Regions from separate parts of the Mus musculus genome. Here region 2 is linked to region 1. A link is a loop called in an ENCODE intact Hi-C map of the cell type or tissue named here. Cell type or tissue: left cerebral cortex. All regions are shown on one strand.

The links. A loop is a pair of places that touch in the nucleus more often than their neighbours do. Peaks named below come from ENCODE experiments on the same cell type or tissue, not always from the same donor. Only the 100,000 strongest peaks of a DNase experiment are listed, where the experiment ranks them.
Region 2: it touches region 1 in a loop (2.6-fold over the local background); 4 of 42 quality-filtered maps call a loop at or near these places.

Annotation. Positions count from the first base shown.
Region 1 is chr4:43,043,749-43,051,748 of GRCm38, reverse strand. It overlaps a transcript of Fam214b not described here and a transcript of Unc13b not described here. Among named protein-coding and RNA genes, the nearest start is that of Fam214b, 7.4 kb to the right of the region's middle. In left cerebral cortex, a CTCF peak has its summit at 4,373 (motif pointing left); DNase peaks (open chromatin) are centred at 5,570, 5,841, 6,774, 7,623 and 1 more place; H3K4me3 peaks cover 1,352 bases; H3K27ac peaks cover 3,045 bases.
Region 2 is chr4:43,488,083-43,496,082 of GRCm38, reverse strand. Ccdc107 (coiled-coil domain containing 107) reads right to left here and starts at 2,718. Exons shown (of 6, transcript NM_001037913.2): 1 at 2,547-2,718; 2 at 2,324-2,475; 3 at 828-888; 4 at 651-741; 5 at 462-574; 6 at 162-386. The coding sequence starts at 2,652. The coding sequence ends at 181. It also overlaps Rmrp. In left cerebral cortex, CTCF peaks have their summits at 2,644 and 3,263; DNase peaks (open chromatin) are centred at 1,027, 1,963, 2,724 and 3,147; H3K4me3 peaks cover 2,049 bases; H3K27ac peaks cover 1,503 bases.

The DNA of each region.
Region 1 (8,000 bases):
ATTTCAGTATCCACAGAGCCAGAAGAGGGTATTGGATGACATGGAACTGAAGTTACATTTTTGAGCTGCCATGTAGGTGCTGACAATTGAACCCAGGTCAATGTTTGAAAGAACAACCAGTGCTCTGAAGGGATGAGCCAGCTCTCCAACTACCATCTGTCCTTTTCATAGAATGTTCTCTGTAATGTCTCCCCCTCTCAAGTTCATAGGAATTGGTGTATCTAAAAACAAACAAACAAAACACAAACACAACACACACAGAGAGATTCTGTCCTAGGAGGTTAGCATGCAGACCAGTTTCAAGGAGAGGGGCTGGGAACACCCTACTGCCTTTTCAAGACACAAGTTTGGTTTACACCACACATGCTCACAGTTCCAGCTTCAGCTCCAGCTCCAACTCCAACTCCAACTCCAACTCCAACTCCAGCTCCAGCTCCAGCTCTAGGGGATCTGCCATTCTCTTCTAGACTCCGCAGGCACCTAGGTTCACATGCACAGACCTACACACAGACCTACACATATATACATAATTTAAATTAAAAAAATGTTAAGGAGAAAGAAACGGCTCTGAAGAGAAAGGCCCCATTCAGCCAGATTTCCCACCTATTGTTTCTTTGTTTGATGGGTGTGTGTGTGTGTGTGTGTGTGTGTGTGTGTGTGTGTGTGTGTGTGTGTATGTGTATCCCATAAAAGCCATTTGCACTTCTGGGCCCTTGAAGATAGAAATTTGCACTGGAAATGTCTCCTCCATTTTCTCCTGGGCTAATCTTAATTAGACCGGTGTCCTTCTCACCCATTTTTTTTGTGGTTGATGTTAGGAGACAATCTTGCTACTTATCTCTGACTGGCCAAGTACTACATACTACAGTACATACTCCAGGCTGCTTCCAACTTGTAGCAAGTCTCCTGTTTCAGCTTCCCAGGTACTGGGATTACAAGTATGTGTCCCTATAGCCTGCTCCTTTCACCGGTATCTGACTTCTGGGTTTCCAGCAGAACAGAGCAGACTTGATTCCAGTAACAATTTGATGCCATTGCAATTGAGAACTTAAGTTCATTGAACACACCATTAAAGAGATTGCGGTTCTAGCATAGTGGTAGAGCATGTAGCTAATATGAGCAAGGCCTTGGGTTCCATCCACACCCAGAAGAGAAGAGAAAGACTTAACTAAAGCTAGATTCTAACATAGCACTTTAGTGCCTGAGATAAGAGGAATCTAGAGTTCAAAGCCAGCCTGCACCAGAGTTTGTTTGTTGTAGCCTTGGCTGTCCTAGAAGTAGCTCTGTAGACCAGGCTGGCCTCAAACTCACAAAGATCTGCCTCAAACAGGGAAATTGAATTAAATCCTCAAGGAGGTACAACCACATGTATGCTAAAATAGATGAAAAAAATCAGCAGAAAATGCAGAAAGAAGGAGGGGGAGACCAAAATGTCTGGAGTCTATAGGGAGGAAATTCCGGGGGAGGAGAAGCCTGGGAAGCTCAGGGCAGAGGGCGCGGTACGCCAGCCATGCCCTGGAACAAGTAGGACTGAGAGATGCTGGGAGAACAGGAAACCAGGTCTACTTGGTACATAAAATATTCTCCTCAGCCGTTTGTCCTGGGTCTGAATCCCAGCACCTACCTCTGCCTCCTGGGATTAAAGGGATGCACCAGCAGCGCCTGACAGACAGTGAGGGCTTTTAAGAATACTTTTCCAGTTTTCCTGCGTAACAGGTACCTGAAGCTTTTATATTGCCATATCAGTTCCCTCTGCTTAAGCATGTTAGAGGCCATATTAGTTTCCTGTTACTGCTGTGACAAATCATCAAGGTGCCTGTGAGATAGCCCATCAGGTAAAAGTGGCTGCCACCTCCCCTGATGACCTGAAGCCAATCCTTGTGACCCACATGGTTGAAGGAGAGAAACAAATTCTACAGTTTGTCTTCTGCCATCTCCTGAAGAGTTATGGCATATGTGCCCACACACATAAACATACACACACACACACACACACACACACACACACACACACACACACACCAAATAAAATAAATGTAATATTTCAAAAAAATAGTCAAGGGCTGGAGAGATGGCTCAGCGGTTAAAAGCACTGACTGCTCTTCTGAAGGTCCTGAGTTCAATACCCAGCAACCACATGGTGGCTCACAACCATCTGTAATGGGATCTGATGCCCTCTTCTGGTGTGTCTGAAGACAGCTACAGTGTGCTCATATAAATAATAAAAAAAAAAGAAGTCTTTAAAAAAATAAAAATAAAAATCAAGAACCTCATGCCTAAAACACACACGCATTTGTCATTTCATACTTATTTTCAGTCAGTATGGGAAGTGGGTCTTTCAGGGAAAAATTAACATGTTGGCAGAGCCATGGCGCATGCCCGGCATTTGTGTAAGAGCTAAGGATGTAAATTCTGGTCCCCATGTTTAACAGCAAGCACTTTACAAAGCACTGAGCCGCTGCCCAGCTGCTGACTTTTTCCCCTTTGGGATGGGGCCTCCTGTAACCCCGGTTTGTCTCAGCAGGTTTAAGTAGCAGGGGCTGGCCTTAACCTCTTCTATCCCCCTGCCTCCACCTCCATAGGACAGGGGTTACAGGTTTCTAGAGCTTTCTGCTCCAACAGACTGAAGGAGAATCTTAGATTCCAGGTGCGGTGGTCACACATGTGATTCCTGTTCTCAGGAGTCTGAGATTGAGATTCTGTTGGGATTCAAAGGTCACCAACAGTCAAGCTGTCACAGCCAAGGGAGCCTAAGGAGACTTCAGATAATGTACAGTCCTGGAAGGAATCCTGACACAGGAAAGAAAGAAACTAAGAAACTGTATGAAACATTAATATTAATCAGTGATATTGTATCAACATTGTGCCTTTGATCATAACAAATCATGATCCATATGCTGTATGATATTAATAATAAGAGGAACCCGGTAATAATTAGACCACTTGCCTGGGATGTACAGTGCCCTCGGTCTAATCCCCACCACTGAAATAATAATAATAATAATAATAATAATAGAAACAGGGTTTGCGGTATGTGTGGAAACTATCCTACTTTTACAAGATTTCTGTAAATCTAAAAAAAGAAAAAAAAAGTTGTTAGGGCTGGTGAAATGGCTCACTGGGTAAAGGGCCTTTGCTTCCAAACCTGACAGCTGAGTTTGGTCCCTAGACCCCACAAAGTGGAAGGAGAGGACTGACTCCAACTAATCTATCCTCTGATATTTACACATGTTCTGTGGTATGAGCACGTGTGCACACACACACACACACACACACTAAGTCTCTTTATGTAGCCCTGGCTGTCCTGCTATGTAATCACACTGGCCTCAGAATCAGAGTGATCTGCCTGTCCTTCTCCCAAATGCTGGGACTAAAGGCTTATGTCACCATGCCCAACTTTGGCACAGTCAAAAATCATAGGTCTGAAGTCAATCTGGGATTCATAGGGAGATCCTATCTACAAACAAAATGCAATTTATCTAAATCTATAGTTAGTAAAAACCTAAAATTCAGAGGGTAGCTTTTTTTTCACTGCATAAAACCTTTCCAACTTTAATTGTATAGGTATTTATATAATTATCTAAGTATATCTTTTAAGATTTATTTTAACTATGCAGATGCACCTGCAGGTGCTGGGAAAAGCCAAAACCAGGGATGGAGAGATGGCTCAGAGGTTAAGAGCACTGGCTGTCCTTCTAGAGGTCCTGAGTCAATTCCTAGCAACCACATGGTGGCTTACAACCATCTGTAATGAGATTTAATGCCCTCTTCTGATGTGTAGGCATGCAGGCAGAACATTGTATACATGGTAAATAAATAAATCTCCAAAAGGAAGGAAGGAAGGAAGGAAGGAAGGAAGGAAGGAAGGAAGGAAGGAAGGAAGGAAGGAAAGAGAGCTAAACCCACCATTAAGTCTCCCGAAGCTGGAGTTACAGGCAGTTGTGAGCTCTAGTCTCTGCAAAGCAGCAAATGCTCTTGACTGCAGAGCCATCTCTCCACACCTCATAAGTAGATTTCTTAAAGGTGGAGAGCTCTTTTTTCTTTCTTTTTCCTTTGTTTATTGCTATGTAGCATACCTTTGGTGTTGAACTGATCAGTTTCTGTTAATCAGAAACCACCCATCCCAGCTGAGACAAAAGGCTCTCTGTGACACACACACACACACACACACACACACACACACACACACACACACACACACACACACAGACAGAGTTAGCTAAAGTTACAGATCCTAAAGAACCGGAGCCTCCATGAACTTCTTTGTCAGAACCAACCTCATCAAAGTAACAGGAAGGCCCCGACTGGGTCTTTGGATTCCCTCATTTAGCTCTGCAAGAGTACTGTGCTGCCATCTACTGGTATGTGGAGGACATCTTTCTGCCCCTCCGTATTTCCTGTAGAGGACTCAAGACCTAATTAAACTGAAAAGTATTGACTTCACAGACTTTCTTCAGTGCCTTTAAAAGGCAAAATACTTTTCTTCATCAATGTAAGGCGCTATAGTCCATGTCGATACTTTTACATTTCAAGGAACAGCATCGTTTATTTTCATTTGTGTGTGTGTGTGTTTTTCTATTTGTTTGGAGCTCTTTGTTTATTCTTGGCAGTCTTCTTTCTGCTAGAAAAATCTATTGCAATTTTTTTCTCACTCTGCGTCTTGCCTCCCACTTTCGAAACAAGGTCACACATTTCCCCGAGCCACCTTAACAGAAATAGATACTTCTGCCCATTCCTGAATCCAGACGCAACCACATAATTTAACAAACCTGAAACCCCACTGTTCAAACTCTCCCACTTTTTACAGACCCCCGAGATTCCTTTACTCTAGGTTGCAAACCTCACTGATTTCCTTTAGGACAAATACACATTACTATTGAGTAGTCCTTACAGAGGCTCGAGTTCCTTAAGTAAGTAGCTTGCTCACACCAGCAAGACAATCTCAGGAACCTCCGCACTTTGAAGGGAGAGGAAGAAGAGCGAGTTAGAGGCCAGTTTACAGTAGAAAGGGACCCTTTAGAGGAAAAGAGAAGAGAAGAAAGGGAAAGGGCAAAGAGAGAGAGACAGAGACAGAGAGAGTGAGAGAGAAGAGGCAGAGGCAGACAGAGGAGGCAGAGGCAGAGGAGGCAGAGGCAGAGGCAGAGGCAGAGGCAGAGGCAGAGGCAGAGGCAGAGGCAGAGGCAGAGGCAGAGGCAGAGGCAGAGGCAGAGGCAGAGGCAGAGGCAGAGGCAGAGGCAGAGGCAGAGGCAGAGGCAGAGGCAGAGGCAGAGGCAGAGGCAGAGGCAGAGGCAGAGGCAGAGGCAGAGGCAGAGGCAGAGGCAGAGGCAGAGGCAGAGGCAGAGGCAGAGGCAGAGGCAGAGGCAGAGGCAGAGGCAGAGGCGAGACAGAATGAGAGCTAGAGAGAGAGCTAGCTTTTGCCTGGAGCTCTAGCTTGCCACCAGCCTCCGGATCCGGTCAGTTTGGGGTTGTACCTAGCTAGTCAGCCAAAGCCCCGCCCTTCTGGACCTGTCATCACAGAAGCCGCACGTGGCCGGGGTGGGACCTCAGACGACCTGCAGCCATCACTTTGTCTCCTCCGTCATCTGCTGGGGCCGCCGGCGCCAATCACAGCCAGCCGACCGGGGCCAAGGAGCGTGTGCGCCCTGGTGAGGCAGGCGGGAGAAGGGGCGGGGGATAAAAGTCACTGCGTTTGGAGGGGACAGTGTTCTTGTGAAAGGAACCTGGAAAGGGTTCCGGCAGGCTGGAATCTTAGGGGGTGGGTCCCGCTGAAAGGCGGAGAGACCAAAAGGGGGCGGGAAACAGGGGTTGGGTCTCGGGAAAGCAGAGGATCCTGGGGTAATGCAAAGAAGACGAAAGGGGCGGAGTCACGGGGCGTGGTCAGGGCTACCGAGGCGGAGTCTGAGGGATTAAAGAACCAGGGCAAGGGGACCAGCCCCGGGAAGGTGGGAACTGGGACAAGGGAGAGGGTGGGCCGGGGCGTTGCGGAGGCGGGGCTCTGACCCAAGGGGAGAGGTTTGCAGGCCCAGGCTGCAAGGAGGGCTGCTCAGTCACTATCCCAATCCACTACCTTCTCAAGTGCAACAGGACCCACGGAACTACAGGTGTGGGGCGGGGTGCGTGTGAAAAAAGAGACGAGGCCGAAGGTGGGCTTGGGCAGACCTGAAGTAGGGACCACCGCTAGCGAAGAAAAGAATTTGGAGATTGTTGCTTTGGAGTGGGTGAGGCGGGATTGGGGGAGCAGTTGGGGGCTCAGTGTGTGAGCAAAGAGGTGTACTCTAGGGGCCGTTGTGGGGGAAGGGCGGGAGTGCTTTGTGAAAGTGGGAGGTACACTGTTAAGGACAAGGATCACTGTCTGCATGTGGAGGATTACAGGTGATACTTGAGCGATTTGAAGGAACTTCGGGAGAATGGGGGTATATGTGGTGGAGAAGGGCTGGCATTACCCCGTATGGGAGAGGAGATAGGGTTGTGTAGAAAAAGAGGGGATGGGTTGTGGGGTACTGTATGAAGGGCAGGGATTGTATCCCATTCTGCTGGGGGAGAATCTCAGTACTTCTAGAAAGTAACATTTTGCACTGTAGGGAGTCCAGGAAGACATCTGTGGTCTGTGTTCTAGGAGTGAGGCTGCTGGAATTAGCAAAACAAATAGCCAGTCTAGTGCTACTGCTGCTGTGCTCCTGACCCCACCTTCTGGCATGGGTACACGGAGAGCAGGCAGGCCCTGCTGCCTACCAGGGTTTGTGTGACTGTGTCTTTATCCTACCTTGAATCTGTAGCTAATCCAGACTAGGGTTCCTTCCCCAAAGTGTCTCCAGGGACCCTTCTGTCACTGGGTTCCTGTCAATCCCCAAGCTAGTTCCTGTTCCTACCGAAGCCTGCTCTGGTCTCTGCCCACCCCCTGCCCTGCCCTTATGTTCTGGGTGTGCTCATTTCCCACTTCCTTCCTCACACTGGGGCCTGCTCGGGTTCTTGCCAGTCTAGGATCTATGACCTGCTCCTGACTCTGTATTCAGGGGCCAGACACCCTGTAACTAGCATGGAGGCTCAGATCCCACTCCCACTACTACCACCACGTCTGCCAATAAATCCCAAGTGACTGGTAGCCCCCTTTTACCTCTTGCCAGAGACTGATTTTTCTCTACCTTTGTCCTTCCCTGGGAAGCCTCATAGGACCCTCAGCAATTCTGGAGGTCCTCTAGGAGAAATGCTGAGAAGTACCGAGAAAGTCTTAACTGTATGCTCTGAGAGGTGGAACACTATAATAACCCTGACCTGGGAAGGATATAAGGCTCTAGCCCAGTTAGGGGATGAGGACAGAATGGGCTCCCTACAGTCCGAGCTTAGACGTAAACCTTCAGAACAGACAGTAGGGCCCAGGGACTTGTCCTGCCACTGTTCTTTCTGCCTCTAGGTTGGCTTGGAGGGGGTGGGGAAAGGCTGCCTTCCACACCGTGACTGAATGAGTGTGACAGTATTGCTGAAAGGGGGCCCCGAGCCAGCCTTCTCATACAGCCACCCAGTTGCTGAGTCTGGCTGAAAAAGGGAGGGGTGCTCAGGACAGACAAAGCCTTGGGGTAGGGTTGGGTAAAGAAGGGCAGGCTGAAGCCTTTTGAGGAGGCACTGATTTCTATGGCAACACTGCTTCCCAGCCGCTCTCTATCAGAGAGGGGCGGGCCCAGGGCAGAGGCATTCAGGCTTCCTCTGGGCTGGGGCATTTCGTGTGAGTGGGTGGGGCATAAAGAGAAAAGGCAGCAGTTTGCTATGCTGAGTATAGAGCCTTTCTGCTTCAGTGCCAGCAGCAGGAAATTCAGTTGCTTAAGCCCATCCCCTGTGATGAACAAAAATGCACAGCAGCCAGTAGGATTATAAAGCCAGAGCAATAGATGCCCTCCATGGTCATTGTTTAAAGGAATCATTGTTTGTTTATTTTACATTTGAGACAGGTTTTTGGTTGTTTTTTTTTTTTTTTTTTTTTTTTTTTTTTTTAGTAGCCCAGGCTG
Region 2 (8,000 bases), 440 kb before region 1:
AGCCTCAGAAACACAAGGGCAGAACTGTGGCTCTCTCTCTGTCTTCTCCATTCACATTCTGGAAGGCAGTCTCTCTCTTCCTAATAAGGGAAGAGTGCTTGGCTTTTGCACCGTGTGTGTGTGTGTAGCAGGGAGTGGAAAAAGCACAGAGGAACACCCAGTACGAGGGGACTCTTTTTACTAAACCTTCAGTGGTTGTTCCCCATTTACTGCTGGACCCTTTGTCACCGTCTTGTGCCACCTTCTCCTCAGCCCCTGCTCCACCTCCCAGGAAGGAGCTAGGTTCCGTGTTTCTGGGCTCCAGGTTATGGGCTCTTCCCAGGCCTGACTGTTTCCAGCTTCTTGGTCTTCTTTCCCCAGGTCCTCAGTAAAGGGTATGCTGGCCTCTGTGAAGGAGAGACCAACTTGCTCTAGTTTCACAGCCATGGCTCTCCAGCCATAGAAACCTCCCAACCTTTTACCTGGTTCTGGAACTTCCACTCCTGTGCCAGGCTGGCAGTCTTGTAGAAGGTGGTGGATGGTCTTTAGTTTTGTGTCTAGAAGTTCCCTCTGGGTTCCAACCAAAGTCGTCACCCTGTAGAAATACCCACTCAGGGGGCTGCCCAGTCTGTCTCCTTGGCTCCCACCTCACCCACCCCACAAATTCTCACTGTTCAAAAAGGGGATCCAGCTGTGTCATCAGGTGGTTCAGGTGCTGCTCCGTCTGGGCCAGCTGTTGTGTCAGCTGCACCAGCTGTTGCTCTGGGAGTGAGGGAAAGGGCATGGTTACTCCTGCAGTCCCCTGATCTACTCCATCGCCAGAAACCACCACTAAATGCTCAACCCACCTGACTGCGAGGATTTCTTCTTGTTTTTTTCCTCTCTGAGAACAGCAGCCTCATCTGGGCCCTGTTGTGGAAGCAGATAAAGACAAGGCTGCAGCAAAGGCCCCAGCACCTCAGAGCCAGTGAAGAGAGGAGCCATAGAGAAAGCTCTGGGCATCCACCTCAGAGAATCCCAGTTGTCTCTAGTCCAGCTGCTTACCCAGAACATGAAGTGAAACGTCAGGATGCCCACACATGGCCAGACTGCTAAAGCACTCCTGGGAATGTGAAACTCTCCAGTAGGGACGGGAAGATTGCTCTTACCCCAGCCTTCTTATTTAGCATCCCTATACCTCGCTGCCTTTGAGGTAGAGTCTTGCTAAATTGTCCAGATGGGCCTTGCACTTACAATCCTCCCTCATAGTAGTTGGAATAATAGGACTGTGTCACCAGTTCCTGTACCCTCAGTCTTTGCTGGTGAAAAAAAAAATCTCCAATCTGTTCAATTCACATTATCCCATTACAGATTAAAAATCTAAAACAAAACAAAACAAAAAACCCAACAACAAAAAGTCTATATAGTGCTCTTTGCTCTAAAAGGCAGTGCCCTATGGTTTATTTTTAGGATACAATTCTCCCAGTGCTCTGATAGGTAGATAAAGCACAAGCCTCCTTCAGAACCTTTAATTGGAAAGTGGGTTATCATAACACCGTGAAACTGTCAGCCGCCATGCCTACCTCTCTTCCACGGGTCCCGCTCCTCTTCTCAACTGCTTATGTATTCTTCTCCATGCATAAGACAGAAATACTGGTCTCGAACTCACAAGAGCTGTTCCTGCCTCTGTCTCCCCTGAATGCTGGGATTAAAGGCGTCTAACACTACGCCTGGGTAGAATTTATTAATCTATCTTTAAACTCCAATCTTCATCCTAGCCTGTCAAGTCTGCCTGGCTCTTTAATCTCATCTAGTTTTATGTTACTAATTAGTTCAGCCTCTATTCCCCTGTGCAAGTAATTGACCAGAGTTGAAGATAAAGCACTGGGTGGTAGGTTCCACTTTCCATGTCAACAGTTTCAAAGTAATCAGAATGTACAGTCAGTTCACATTTCAGGGTTTCCTTCCTAAGGAGAGCACGAAACGGCTTGGTGTCTGGTCCACTAGACACTCTGTTGCTGCCGCGATTAACTCCTTGGGCCAAGGTTGGAGCCTCAGCAGCAACTTCTTTTTTTGCATACTGACACTAGTTGGGTTAAAACCCCACTTACATCAGACACTAAGTGGATGAGCTCCAGATTGAAAATCGATCGTCACTGGAGAGAGGAGTAAAAGTAACGGTTTCTACAATTTCTCAGCCCCCTACATCCATTATCTCTCTGGATCCTCGAATGCCCCAATAATGTGGAAAAACCAAGGAACGAGCCTTCATTTTACAGGTAGCCGGGAAGCGGTTGTTCTTGGTACTGTAGCGGCCCCAGGAGATTAAGGCCCAGGGCTCCCACAACCCACCGCCATACCGCACCTGCAAACACTTGAACAGCACAAAAGCCACGACGGCCGCGGTGTACAGAGCGCCCAAAGACAGCGATCCGGCCCGGGCTCGCTCGCGCTGATCCTTGGGTGGCGGCTGCCGCCGAGGTTCGGTGGTTCCCGGACTGACCTGGGAGCCCCGTTCTGTGGATTAAAGCCATCGGTCAGTTTCTACTAGGCAGTCCCAGCCTCCCTCCAGCAGCTCTCGCAGGTACCTGGGTGTGCCCCCAGATCGGCGCTGGGGCGCTCCCCAAGGACTCCAAAAGGCGCAGACACAAGCAGCAGCCCCAGAATACTCAACACGGGGCCAGCGCCCTCCATGCCTGGCCCACCAGAATCGCACGCCGGGTACCCCGCGTTCCAGCGCTGGGCCTCCGGCCGTAGTGCGCACGCGCAGGAGACCACGCCTACATCGGGGGGGCTGAGTCCCTTAAGGCGGCCACGCCCATCTCAGGATGGGTTTAAGCAATATTTGCATAAACCACGCCCACCTAGCGTTCCTACATTAATTAATGACCTATCTATTTATAGCTTTCTTAAACAATTATGTCTCCAGAATCTTTCAGGATAAAGTATCATGCCTAAAACAATGGCTCATTGTTTTTCTACCTAGAGAGACCAATTTTCTCACCATAACCAAAAAATTAAGCCTGTTGTAGAGTCATAAATTAGTCGCGCCTAGAAGCTAAGGCAGCTCGCTCTGAAGGCCTGTTTCCTAGGCTACATACGAGGGACATGTTCCTTATCCTTTCGCCTAGGGGAAAGTCCCCGGACCACGGGCAGAGAGTGCCGCGTGCACACGCGCGTAGACTTCCCCCGCAAGTCACTGTTAGCCCGCCAAGAAGCGACCCCTCCGGGGCGAGCTGAGCGGCGTGCAGCGGGGCGTCATCCGTCAGCTCACATAGTGACGCAGGCAGTGCGACCTGGCTCGCACCAACCACACGGGGCTCATTCTCAGCGCGGCTACACTTTTATTTATTTATTTTTGTTTGTTTGTATTTTGGTTTTTTGACAGGGTTTCTCTGTGTAGCCCTGGCTGTCCTGGCACTCACTTTGTAGACCAGGCTGGCCTCGAACTCAGAAATCCTCCTGCCTCTGCCTCCCGAGTGCTGGGATTAAAGGCGTGCGCCACCACGCCCGGCCACTTTTATTTCTATACAACCTTCAGAGCCAGATGTGAATGTACTAATTAGGAAATCAAGGTCACCCTTTCCTAAGAAAAGAAGAAAGAAAACGGAGACAAATCTGAATTCCTAATTTATTCTTTAATAGCTGTAATTCTTTTTTTAGACTGCTAGTCCAAAGAGAGCAAGACTGTGGGTTTTGCTTTTTTGTTTTTTTCCATTTTACTGTCCGAGCCTAGTCACTTGTTGCTAGGGGAACTTGAGGAAGTGAATGAAATTAATGAATGAATGTTCACAGCGACTCAAAAGGCAAATATACAACTAGGTCCTTCTGGGTCTCATGTAACCTGGGCTGGCTTCATTCTCATGTAGCTGGAGCTGGCCTAGAACTCCTAACCCTCCTGCTTCCATTTCTCAAATGCTGGGATTATGTAGTAGCAAGCACATAAGATTCACAGAGCTGCCAGATGTGGCACCACACTCCTTTAATCCCAGCAGTGGGGAGACAAAAGCAGACAGATCTCTATGAGTTCAAGGCCTGGTCTACATAGTGAGACCCTCTCTCAAAACCGAACAAAAGGAATGAAGACTGAAGTGTGGACACTATGCCCCTCCTTAGATTTGGGAACAAAACACCCATGGAAGGAGTTACAGAGACAAAGTTTGGAGCTGAGATGAAAGGATGGACCATGTAGAGACTGCCATATCCAGGGATCCACCCCATAATCAGCATCCAAACGCTGACACCATTGCATACACTAGCAAGATTTTATTGAAAGGACCCAGATGTAGCTGTCTCTTGTGAGACTATGCCGGGGCCTAGCAAACACAGAAGTGGATGCTCACAGTCAGCTAATGGATGGATCATAGGGCTCCCAATGGAGGAGCTAGAGAAAGTAGCCAAGGAGCTAAAGGGATCTGCAACCCTATAGGTGGAACAACATTATGAACTAACCAGTACCCCGGAGCTCTTGACTCTAGCTGCATATATATCAAAAGATGGCCTAGTCGGCCATCACTGGAAAGAGAGGCCCATTGGACTTGCAAACTTTATATGCCCCAGTACAGGGGAACACCAGGGCCAAAAAGGGGGAGTGGGTGGGCAGGGGAGTGGGGGTGGGTGGATATGGGGGACTTTTGGTATAGCATTGGAAATGTAAATGAGCTAAATACCTAATAAAAAATGGAAAAAAAAAAAAAGAAAAGAAAACAAAAACAAAAACAAAAAAAAAAAAAAAAACGAACAAAAGACCAAGACAGGGTGTTACATTGTCTGCTCTAAGCTGTGTTGTTTGAGACAGTCTCAGTAGCCCAAGATCCTTCTGAGATAATCTCTGGAGTGCTGGGGTTGCTAGAGATGCAGCCAGCATGTACCTCTCTCCCTGTTATCTTTTACCTCTGCTACATCTTCAGAGGGCCATCTTCAGATCAATAGCTCTCGGAATGAAGAAACACGTTCCATTTGCATCTCGGTCTCCAGGACTTGGCAATCACCAGGCATGAGGCACACGAGTGTTAAATAAATGAATAAACCATGAGAGTCTTATCTTGTTTTCCCAGAGAGGGGGGCATAAGGACAGGGCAGGGCAGGGCAGGGCAACAGGAGTTGTTAAAGTCTGATTGCTCCAAGGCAGCTTGGATGGGAAAGAAGAGAGGTACAAACCTGGAGTGGCTGCCAGCTGGCATAGTGTGTGTAGATAAATTCAGGTTCATTCTAATGGGACAAATGACTCACTGATGGCTGGCTTTTTGTTTTGGGAGTTTTGAGTCAGGTAGTCCAGGTTGACCTCAGAACTCTTTGTGTATATGGTCAAGTACGCTCTAGAACTTCTGAAACGCCTGCTTTTTCTTCCTGTACACTGGGACTCTAAGTGTGTGCCACCAAACCTGGTCTCCAGAATAAGGTTTTGTTGTTTCATTTTGATGGTACGGGGTCGGGGTGTGTAGGCTCCCCCAGCCTGAAGCGGGTTGGTACAAATCTTGTCACCATTGAGGTGGGGCCACCTGTGGTGCAGCTTTCCACCCCCTTATAAACACGGTTTCTTAATAAACTCATGGGCCTTGATCAAAACCTTTGTCTTGGCTCCATTATTTCTCTCGACCATCTAGTTTCTCTCTTTTCAGCCCCAGCCTGCCTCCCAAGAGTACCCCAGTTCTTATAAGCCTCAGGCCAGCTTACTACAGAGGTGCTTCTAGCCATGTCCTCACACATGCCAGGCAAGTAGTCTACCACTTCACTATAGCCCCCAGCTGCTTGTTTTTAGTTTTAGTTGGAGATAGGATCTCATTCTTTAGTCCAGGCTGGATCCTAACACATAATCCTCCCGCCTTAGCATTCTGACTTGTGTCACACTGTCTGGTTCAGATTGCTACTTAGAGAACACTTGCTCATTATTGCCAGATCTCCTCACCCTCAAAGAATCAGCCAGTTGAGATTTTTAAGAACTGTCAGGGTACAGTAGCACGTGGTTTTTTTAATCCCAGCACTCGGGAGGCAGAGGCAGGTGAATCTCTGTGAGTTTGAGGCCAGCCTGGTCCACTGAGTGAATTCCAGAGCTGCACAGAGAAAGCCTGTCTCAAAACTTAAAATAAAATAAAATTTGAGAATTTTATTTATTCATCTTTAAAATTTAGTCTTCTCTCACACACTACATCCTGACTGCAGTCTCCCCTCCCCCACTTCTCCCATCCCCATCACCTCCATTTCCCTTCAGAAAAGAGCAGACCTCCTAGGGATATCAACCAAATACAGCATAACAAGTTACAATAAGACCAGGCGCACACCCTCATATCAAGGCTGGGTGAGGCAACAGTAAGAGGAAAAGGGCCCCAAGAGCGGGCAGAGGAGTCAGAGACACCCCCACTCCTGCTGTTAGGAGCCCACAAAACCACCAAGCTAGCAGCCATAGCATGTATGTAGAGGATCTAGCACACATCCATGCAGGTTCTGTGATTTCCCATCAGTCTCTGTGAGGCCCTATGAGACCGGCTTAGATGATTCTGTGGGCTGTGTTTGGTTTTGTTTGTTTTGTTTTGTTTTGTTTTGTTTTGTTTTGTTTTGTTTTGTTTTTCGAGATAGGGTTTCTCTGTGTAGCCCTGACTGTCCTGGAACTCACTCTGTAGACCAGGCTGGCCTTGAACTCAGAAATCTACCTGCCTCTGCCTCCCAAGTGCTGGGATTAAAGACGTGCACCACCACTGCCCAGCGGGCTGTATTCTTCTTGTGTACTGGACCCCTCTGGCTTATACAATTCTTCCCTGTCTTCCTCAGGGGTTCCCTGAGCTCCAAGGGGAGGGACTGGACAGAGAGCTCCAGTTTGGACTCTCTCTGCCTAATGTTTGGCTGTGGATCTCTGCATCTGCTCCCATCAGCTGCCCCCACCTCCTACCCCCATATCCTAGGTCTCTGGGCTATCCAGCCTCTAGTTCCTGATCATCCAGGCAGTGTGGGGCACGGGCTCCCTCTCATGAGAGTGTCTCAGTTTAGATCAGATACGGTTGGCCACTCTCACAAAGTCTGTGCTTCCATCTTCCCTACTCCTGCACATCTTGCAGGCGGGGTAGATTGTAGGTCAAAGGTTTTGTGGTTGGGTTGGTGTCAGTCCTTGCACTGGAAACCTTGCCTGGTTTCAGAAGATAGCTGGTTCAGGGTCTGTGTCCTCCATTACTAGGAGTCCTCATAGGGTCTCCCTCTTAGATTCCTGGTTCTACTGCACCAGGTTTCCACAACCTCTCACCTCAGCCCCAATGCCAGTCTGTTTCCACATTCTCTCTCTCCAACACCCCGACTCAATTCCCCCTGTTCCCAAGCCCACCTGCCTGAGCCCACCTGTAAAATTAACAGTAGAAGATAGTGACTTGGCTCATGGCTCTGAAGAATGGGAATTCCAAGAACATGGTGTCATCATCTGGCAGGGACATCTCACAGCTCTATTACATGCTGGAGAGCAAGAACACAGGAAACGAGATGGAGACACACAGGATGGGTCTGTCCTTTCATGGAGAGCCCATCCTCAGATGACAGCATCAGGATATTCGATAGAGCCAATCGTCCCCATCTCCTCTCAAGCAATAGCAGTTTAAATGGCATGGGCTCATAGTGTGGGTCTCAGGTTGGACCAGTCATTGGTTGGCCACTCCCACAAGTTCTGTGCCATCTTTACCCTAACACATCTTACAGGCCGGACAGATTGTAGGTTAAAGGCTTTGTGGCTGGGTTGGTGTTCCAGGTGCACCACTGGAAGCCTTGTTTACAGAAGATGGCTGGTTCAGGCTCTGTATCCTCCATTAATAGGAGTCCTCACTAGAGTCCACCTCGTGGGTTCCAGGGAGTTTCCATTGTCCTGGGTTCCTACCTCGCCCTGAAGTCCCCAATTCTGGTCGCCTCTCTCAGTATTCTCTCTCTCCACTCCTCCCCCACCTGATCCCTCCTGTTCCTGTCACACCCACCCTCTTCCCAGGGAGACCCATGTACCCCCCCCCCACACACACACTTAGAGCCCTCCTTATTACTTAGCCTCTCTAGGTCTGTGGATTATAGCCTGG